Regions from separate parts of the Homo sapiens genome. Here region 2 is linked to region 1. The links are chromatin loops, found by intact Hi-C in ENCODE. Cell type or tissue: transverse colon. All regions are shown on one strand.

Evidence for each region. Peaks named below come from ENCODE experiments on the same cell type or tissue, not always from the same donor. Only the 100,000 strongest peaks of a DNase experiment are listed, where the experiment ranks them.
Region 2: a loop joins it to region 1, with 5 times the contacts of the local background. A loop is called at or near these places in 1 of 110 quality-filtered maps.

What each region holds. Positions count from the first base shown.
Region 1 is chr3:191,712,078-191,717,077 of GRCh38, forward strand. No RefSeq gene overlaps it. Among named protein-coding and RNA genes, the nearest start is that of PYDC2, 250 kb to the left of the region's middle. In transverse colon, no CTCF peak of the experiment used is centred here; no DNase peak of the experiment used is centred here.
Region 2 is chr3:191,950,456-191,955,455 of GRCh38, forward strand. It overlaps the pseudogene LOC100129725. Among named protein-coding and RNA genes, the nearest start is that of FGF12-AS1, 290 kb to the right of the region's middle. In transverse colon, no CTCF peak of the experiment used is centred here; a DNase peak (open chromatin) is centred at 2,076.

The sequences.
Region 1 (5,000 bases):
ATTTGTAATTTATTTTTCTGAAGGTCTTGATAATTTTGCCTTTGTCTTTGAACTGTAACAGTTCTACTAGGATATGTTTCAGGGATAATTATTCTGGTCTAATTTTCCCTGGTTCCTTGAAAACCTTTTCAATGTCTTTATGTACTTCTGGCTTGGATCAGAGTTCAAAATATGGTCTCTGGTCCATTGTTTTGTTTTTCTTCTTCAGAGACTCCAGTAATACGAAAATTGTTGCTTCTTTGCCTGTCTTCCATGTCCAATATTTTAAAACTATTTTTATTTTTCTTTGTCATTTTCTTTATTTTTTTAAGTTAATTTTTAAAATTTGAGCCTATTTTCATCCTCCCTGAATGTTAATCACTTTTCTTATCTCAGATCCATGCAAGGCTGGACTTAAATGCTTCTGGGCAGAAATCCGGAACAATAAGGAGGCTCATATTGTCAACTTTTCTACTCTCATCGTTCCTGTTACACAATGTCTGAAAGAAAACATTTCAAACATTACATCAAGTTCTTCATTTGTTTCTTCTGTGAGTACAATTACAGTATATCAATAAGACAATGAAAATAGACTTTTACTGATAAATTTCCCAAAGCGTGGCTGAATATAACTTCTCTGATGTATTTTCCAGTGATTATACTACTTTGGATTTTGCTTCCTTTTTAAGGATTCATTTACTTGATAATGAATCCCTAATCTAATTACATTTATTTATTTATAAATGTTATATGTTTTAATATTTGAATGCATTGCCTAGATTGCAGAACATATGTTAAATTAAAAACAAAAAAGGATTTGATGAAAATAAAATGTCTTCTTTTGGTTAAGTCACCTCTTAAGTTCCCTCTTAAGGTGCAGGAAGCTAGAAAGAGTATCATTTCCACCATGACGATGACAACAAAGATCAGTAAAATTTGTCAAATAATAACTTTTTCTGTACCAATCAGAGAGCTGAGGTTTGCAGGGCAACCCAACTGGCCTAAAATCCAAGGAAAGACTGGATCTTCTAAAAAGACATTGTCAAACCAAAAAATTGCAGCAGACAATGTTAAAAAGGGAAGGAAGACTATAATTGAGGCTATTACAACAGAAGAGAATCAAAGTCTAAGCCCAAACTCAACTGCACTGAAATAGAGGGCAGGAGGGTTTCTAAGTGCTGGAATAAGCAAGTAGAAAAGTCATAGGCTATCATGTTTGCTAATTGATTTCATCTGAAGGAAACACTAACTTCTCAAATCCTTATAACAGAAGGTAGTTTGCAACTTGAAATAATGGCATCCACTGAAGTTACTCCCCACCCTCCCACCCCGGCTGGGAGTTAGGAGTGCTACTATCTTCCTTGATGATTATTATTCAAAGGGAGGGCTCCCAGGTCCTTGAGAAATAATATTCCTGGGTTATAAAACTGGCAATATGCTTTTAAAAAGTGTTACACTTCAAAGAGACAGAGAAAGAATTTACAATTACAAGTAATTTGGAGTAAACGTCCTAAGAAAAGAGAGGTCAGAGGCCCAGTCAAGAAGAAAGCAATCTAAAGTTTTGTCAAGCTGAAGAGAATAGTAAGGCCACCTTGGTCAGATGGGATGTAAACACTGGCTTACCTAGGGCAGACCCAGAGTATCATAAAAGCTGGGAAGAATCAGGTAAAATGTTCAGTAAATTGCTGAAAGCCAAGCACAACCTAGAATGAGACTATGGAACCCCTATGAGTTGAAGATATGGAGGGAATTGTCATCCACCTGCAGGCTCTTCTCTTCCACCTGGTCCCACCCTTGACACATGGGGATTATTGGGATCACAATTCAAGGTAGATTTGGGTGGGGACACAGAGCCAAACCACATCAATAGCCAAAACCTAACAGGTGTGAGGTCATATCTCATTGTGGTTTTGATTTGCATTGCCCTGGTGATTAGTGATGTTGAGCATCTTTCATCTGTCTATTGGCCATTTGCACGTCTTCTTTGGGAAAATGTCTATCCAAGTCTTTTGCCCATTGTTTAATCAGGTTATGTTTTTTCACCATTGAGTTGTATGAGTTTCTTTCATATTTTGGATATTAGCCCCTTATTACGGTTAATGATATGATTTGCAAATATTTTCTTTCACTTTTTAGGTTGCCTCTTCATTTTGTTGATTTTTTTCCTTTGCTTTGCAGAAGTTGTTCAGTTTGATGTAGTTCCATTTGTCTGTTTTTATTTTTGTGGCTTGTGCTTCTGATTTTATTGCCAAGATCAATATCAAGGAGCTTTTTCTCTATGTTTTCTTTAGGAGTTTTGTGGTTTCAGGTCCTAGGTTTAAGACTTTAATCCATTTTTAGTTGATTTTTAGCTGCTACGGGGAACTTAATTAGTTGATTATGACAAAAGCAGCCATTTCTCATGAGAGGTGTTGTTTCATCTGCCTTTTTTGTCAGACCTTGCATCACCTCTCCTGCCAGGAAGGTTTCCTTACCAGGAAGCAGTTGAGCAAATGTAAAACTAAATCCCTTTACAGCAAACCAAGCATAAGATGGGTGAATAAAGAAGTGACACAGGAAATTATTTTGGCCTCCTATAGAAAATTGTGATAATTAAAAGAGGAATGAAATGTAATGCACATATATTCTTATTGATGATGGTTAGGATCCTTGTTTTCACTGAGCATGCATTATATGATTGGCACTCTGCTTGATGATGTAAACATAATAGATAGCAAATAGGAACCTGTACTAATAATTTTATTAATACATATTTGAATAGCATTTCACAGCTTTATAAACAGTTTGACATAAATTATTTCATTTCACCCTCAAAAACCCCTTTGGGTAAGTAGACTAATCGTTTTTCTCTTCATTCTAGCACATAATTGTTATTTGCTGAATAAATTTTGAATTTATTCAGAAATGACTCAACATAATTCAATGTTAAGGATTCTTATCCTTAGGTCACACAGCCTTTAAATTATCCAAATAAGTCTTATGTCCATATCACTGGGTTTCATGTTTTTTACATTCTTCAAATTTGTCTACACTTGTTCTAGTTCTTCAGAATATTGTTCCATTAGACCTATTCCTGACAATACTTTATATCTTTAGCTTCTAACATAATGCCAATGAAGGAATGAAAATAGTATATTTATGTGCGTAGAAGCCTCTTATCTTTTATTGGAAAAATGTCTCCATAAAAGAAATACATCAGAATACAGGGCAATGTGTAAGCCAGTCATATAAATAAATTCATTAAGTATTCTAATATGTTAAAAAGAATGCAATTAAATAAATGTGATAGTCAGACTCTTTTAAATGTCCCCCAAATATTTCCCACTTGATCCCCAGAACCTGTGAATGTGGTGAAGTATCACACCCATGCTTATGTCATGTGACCCTAAGATACAGATATTATCCAGGTGGGTCTGATATAATCACAGGAAGCCATAAAGACAGAGCTCTTTCTTCAGCTGATGGCAGAAGAGGAAGTCAAAGAGATTTCATGCAGGAGAAGGATTCACTGCACTATAGCTGGCTGAAAGCAGGCCACATGAGAAGGAATGCAAGCAGCTATAGGACCTGAGAGAGGCCCCCATTTGGTGACCAACAAAGAAATGGAGATCTCAGCCTACAGCTGCAAGGGATTGAATCTACTCACAAGCAGAATTGCCCTGGAAGAAGAGTTCCAGAGCCTCCAGATAAAAGCCCAGGCTGGCCAATACCTTGATTTTAGCCATGTAAGAGCCTAATAATAGAACCTAGTGAAGTGTGTCTGTATTTCTGACTTACAGGACTGTGAGATAAATAGACATTCTTTTATGCCACTGTATTTGTGATAAATTGCAGTAATGTAAAGCATAATAGCCGTGGCCAGAGTTTTCTATAATAGTGGCCAGAGTTTTCTATAAAAATAGAATAGCAGTGGCCAGAGTTTTCCATAAAATGTTCATGGGACTTGTTTTCCTAATGAAATCAGTGTTAACTCTAGTACTTATCTATTGCTATTGTAGCAAATTACCACAAACTTAGTGGCTTAAAACAATATGAATTTAGTAGCTTTACAGTACTGAAGGCCAAAAGTCACGAATGGGTCTCACTGAGCTAAAATCAGGCAGAGCTGTTTTCCTTTTTTGAAAGCTCTAAAGGAGTATCCACTTTTTTGCCTTTCCAGCTTCTAGAGACCAGCTGTCTGGCCTCTGGCCCCTTCCTCTATTTTCAAAGCCAGCAATGGCTTTTCAAGTCTTTCTCACATTGCATGATTCTGATACTGACATTTCTGCTTCCCTCTTCCACATAAGGAGCCCAGGTGATTACACTGAACCCATCCAGATAATACAAAGTAATGTCTCCATCTCAAAATCAGTGAAATAGCAATCTTAACTTTATCTGCTTAATTATTCTTTGCCATTTAAATCACATATTCACAGGTTCAGGGAATTAGAATGTAGACATCATTGTAAAACTATTATTTTGCCTATCAGATAATATGTTTTAAAAAAGATTTGTTGGTCAGGCAATGAATTGTGCAGAAACTAGCATTGATAAAATATTAACTGCATTTTTTTTTCACTTATGGGTGAGATATTTACTTTTGAGTAAATTTTTTTCCTCAAAAAGAAAAGTTTAAAAAGATGATGAGCCTTGGCAGTCCATGAAATATTTTGAATACTTACATGTACAAAGTTACATGCCAAAAATGTCCAAATTATTGAGAACTGTGATGGAGGAATTTATAGTAACAAGTATAATTTCTTACATGGTATAAATCTTTATTGTTTGAAAAATACTTTCCCAGATATTATCCCATTTATTTATTACATCTGTGAAGCTTTTGCCTATTCTCCTGGCCTGTGTTTCTCTCCTTTCTCAGAAGCGTTTTAAAGATATTCTTGTTAGAGCATTCATAAGAGTGTATTTTGATAATTCATTTAATATTTGTCATTAGTGCAGGGGTGTCTCCATCTCATGAATGCTTGGGTAGTATCTGGCGCCTTTGTCTGCTAATACATGTTACTGATAATGAATGTGTCTTG
Region 2 (5,000 bases), 240 kb after region 1:
TATTTCCCAAACCATACTTGCTTTATGTACAAGAGACTCAAGAATCCTGTGATTTCACGGGGGTCTGGTGTACATGTTTCAGCAGTTTTAATAACATTTGTCCTTCCATGGAGTACACATCTTAGCACAGAATGAGGAAACTTCATGGCAATGTGTTGTCATGGACAGCTTAAGCCATGGACAATAGGGGGAAGGTGGTAGATGATAAGCAGAAGTCATGTAGCACCAACAAGAACCCAGAGATACAAAATCAGATAGGTAGCAGCACCAGGTCCTGTCTGAGACAAAAGAGAATGGATCAGAAGTTGAAGAATACCCATAGTTAAGAGAATCTAGAAGTTTCTATATGGATTTGAGGACCTCTATTTTTTTTTTCTTCAAGCACATGGTAAACTCTCTCATGCACCTAACTATCAATTTGGGGGAAAAAAACGTGCATATTTTTGTGAGGTGTGAAATGTTTGAAAGACTGAATATTTATCCAAAAGAGATTGAGTCTTGCAACCCTAATAAAATAACTTATTCAAGCAAAGATCAACAGTGGACATTGAAACTATTAAGTGAAATGATGAGAGAGAGCGGGATAACTGCATGAATGCAAAACATGAACCCATAAAATATCTGGTTGCAAGGGGAAATGTAACTATACAAACTCTTTTTTTAGAATACCTCATTTATGGGGAAAAAGTCATAATTAAAATTTCAATTGCTTATTCTACAACTTACAAAATAATACTTTGATTTATAAAATGAGTTCGTTTTCATTATGTAAGTACAAATGGTAAAAAATAGTAATAATCAATCCGATATATCATACATATGCCTTTCAGAGAAACTCACATCCCTGTTGCATGGTTTACATCAGACATTTTACATCTCTTTACCAAAAAAGACCAGATTTTTAACTATATGTAGGTGTCTGCTTGCAGTTGCAATCTACCAGAAGCTGTGTCTATGTGACTACAACCCAGTTAGGCCTGAGGGAAAAAAAAAAAAAAACACAAGCTGTTTCTTCCTCTTAGGCTGTTTTAATAGCACTCCTGTGATAGGAATGGCCCTTCTAATGCTTCACTACACAACCTAATCAGGACTATGAGTCATGATGAATTAGACCCAGTACATCTTTCAACCCAGTCTACTTTGGTTCTGAACATATAGACACGAAACAGTGCAGATTTATTTATTTATTAATATAGCATTTTCCCACACCCTCACCCTTTAAGAATTTTAAACGAGAAAACTTCATCTAAACATTTTACTGCTTAAGAAGGCCTTACCACTGCAACATGTTTTGGCCATGAGACAATCATTTCCTAAATGGCATGTAAAGTCAACATGAAGCTTAGCAAAACCAATTAATTATTCAAGATATTAATGAGAAATTCTCACAAATTATATGTATTTAGGAAACTATTTTGCATCTTTAAACAATTGAAGGCTCACAAAAAATTTTTGTTTTGCATTTCTTTATAGAATATTTGATCAATGACAATTTTTTTACTAATATCTCTCTCTTCTCCTTAGCCCTTAATAGATACAGTCCATTCTATCTGGAAATAACAAAAACTTGATCAGATTATTAAGTCTTGGAGGCTTTTTCATTTTTACTGTATAAAGTGATAAGTTTCATGTTTATATTCTCTTATAAATGTAATATAACTGTTATGGATAGATATAAGGTTAGTGAAAGCAAACATGTCAACTCCAAAAAACATATATAAAAGGTGAATATGAAATTATAACACAATATTTTCTCCCAAATTATTGTAGCGTTTTCTACTAATTTAATAATGTGAACACTGCCAAAAAACAGGTTGGAAGTCGCCTAGGGAAACAGCCTCCTCCTCTGGAGTCCTTCTCGGCAGCGTCTTCTCCGGGTCTCCTCCCCAGCCAGGCGGATGTGGAAGTACCTGGGCTTGGCGCCTCCCAGGAGGTTGTCTTCGCCCTTCGGGCCGCAGCAGAAGGAGAAAGGACAGCCAATCAGGATAATTGTGGCCACCCACGGGAAGCCACGGGTCCAGTGACACATGTGATGTGACGGCGGGGTTGGCATGAAGATTGAAGGTATGGGTATACTTCACAGGGTTGATTACCAGGGAGATGACCTGCAACACAGCAGCCAGGGTAGGGAGGCCTCCAACTCACTCTTAGGAGGACTAGCGTCAGGGGTGCACAGAGGGCAAAGAAGGTGAGGATGAAACAGGTCACCAGCATGATACAGCCACAGAAGAGCATGGCAGCGGCTGCTCTTCCTCCTACGTACTCCACGAGGCTCTGGCAGCCATCCTGCGGGGGGCCTGCTGCCGCCATCCTGGGCATCGCCACGATGGTGAAGGCGATGGAGCTGAGCAGGGGCAGGGGCAAGGTCCAGAGCAGCAGCGCGGCAGGCCCACGTAGCGGCGCGAAGCGGAGGAGCACCGCCCGGAGAGGCTGCACAAACTCTGTAACATAGTAATCCACCTTAGCATCACGAACAGTGGGAAAACTGGAAGTCATGTGCCTTCTAACATAATGCGGTAGGAAGCACCCAGCATCATCCAACGTATTCTCTCTGAAAGAGTTTAACCCAAACGTTGGGTTATTCTACAGGATAATCCGCCTGGTGTCTTCAGCAGGTCAATCAATGGTATATCAAAAGAAAAACGTAGGACACTTCTAAATTTCAAAAAACCTTACAGGCTTAACAAAATTCAGTTGATGTCTTTGATTTGATCCTGCTTTGAACAAAGTCATACAAACACACATTGGGGACAATTAGAGGATTTAAAAAATAGACTGCATAGTGAGCCGAGATTGTGCTACTGCACTCCAGTCTGGGCGACAGAGCGAGACTCCGTCTCAAAAAAAATAAATAAATAAATAAAAAAGACTGTATATTAAGTGGTATTAAAATATTGTTACTTTTTAAGGTACAATAATCATAGAAAATATATAAAGAAAAAATCTGATTTTTAGAGATACATATAAAGTATTTAGGAGGTAAAATGGAATGACGTTTGTGATTAACTTTCTAAAAATAGAGTAAGAAAAAAGGAAAAACTAACTTGCCAAATGCTACTGATTATTAAATTATGTGATTGGTAATTAGGGTTTATACTGTTTCTTCTACTTTTATCTTAATTTTGAAAAGTAATGTACACCGAGACAGTTCAGATAATAGAGAGTGTTTAAAGTTAGTTTACCTATTTGTGTATTTGTTTTGTTACCACATAGTAGGTAAGGGCTAATAAGAAAAATTAGATCAGTTACACACACACACAAAAGAACTGATTTCTTTTGGATGAGTGTGAGTTCTGCATCTTATAGAATTAATGCTGATAACAGTGAAGAGACACACACACTATATGATACGTAGATACCAATTTAGCCCTATGCTTTCTAAGACTCCTATGTCTCTTGAGAAGAACCTCCTCCTAGCATCTTCTCTGATTTATTCTGCATCATTCACTTCCATCTTCACTCCCTATAAATATCTCAATAGGGTGCCCCTTGGGCACCTCAAACCCCAGGAGTTTAAAATGAAATCCAACATAATTATCTCTACTAATCAAATCTTATTAATTTGTAAGATGGTGTATTAAATGACCAGCATGGCATTTGAAATATAGTAAGTTCCTAATAAGTAGTAGTTGCATTATTATTTTAATTATTGATCTCCTTATTGATTAACCCCATTAACTTATTTTATTTCCCTCAACATTCAATTTGATTCTCCACAATGCTTGCCACACATATATCAGGCTATTTTTCCCTTTCCATTTTTACTACCATTATAAGTGGTACATCATGGTAAGAATATACCACCGTCACATACTCATCAGTTCTCATCTATTATTTCTGAATTATTTCAAGTATATTTTACCTTGGATTCATACCATTCATGGCATGGTATAATGGAACTTGGTACAGTGCCTAAGAGCTTGGGCTGTGGAGTTAAGTTGTCTCAATTCAATCCCGACCCTATTATTTTTAGCCGGGCACTAGCTAATTGTTTAACTATTACCTCATCTGCAATGTGGCTGTACTAATAGTGCCTATTAAATTGAGTTATACATATACATCACTTAAAACTGAGTCTGATACATTGTAGGGACTTTAAATAGCTTCCAGAAATAGAATTAATGGTTAAAATGGACCATGAAACACTAATCTACTTTCTTAATTTTAGATATTTATGCAGTTAGCTATTTTTAAAATGTGGCTGTAATGAAAATTTTTGCAACTAAGAATTAGATGCTCAGCTCAAATTTTTATGCCTTGTAAGTAGGTTGTACCAATTTACATATCTGCTTGCAGTTTATAAGAATGTCCATTTCCAAAGAAATTTGCCAAGTTATAATTTTTATTCCTTTAATATTTGACAGATTGATAAACATTTCATTGCTTAAATTTTAATTTCCTAAATTTACAGAGACCTGTATACATTGGAAATTTAATTTTGTGCTGTATAATTCAAATCCCGGATTACAAATAAGAAACTACGGCTGAGAAAGGTGAAGTTACTTGCCAAATGTCACGCAGTAATTTACTCTTCAATCCAGGAAAATGATTCAAGTCTTCCTCCTCCAATCTCATTTGCGTTCTTCACAGGTCATGCTGCTATTGTCAATTATATTTGGATTTAATAATTTTACATTCCCAACATTATGCTGAGCATTTTCAGAGAAGAGTCTACATTTTCTGCTAGCGCTTCCCCCAGTGCTTTGCATAGAGCACTTTTCAAGTAGACATCTATTAAATGATTACATAAATATATGAATCACATGTCAAATAAATAGGAACAAAGGAAATTACTGAGAAGTATTAAGCAAGCCACGTATTTTAACATTTTTATGATATGTTTGTCGCTATGAAGCCACAACATTAATCCACAGATATGTAGAACAGTTTCGTATAGAACAAAATAAAAGGCAGGAATGGGATTTTGAAGATTAACCTGAGGTGGATAGGGAGTCAAAAATTAAGAGCCTTGCTTAGAGAAACATAAACGTGAGCCTGTA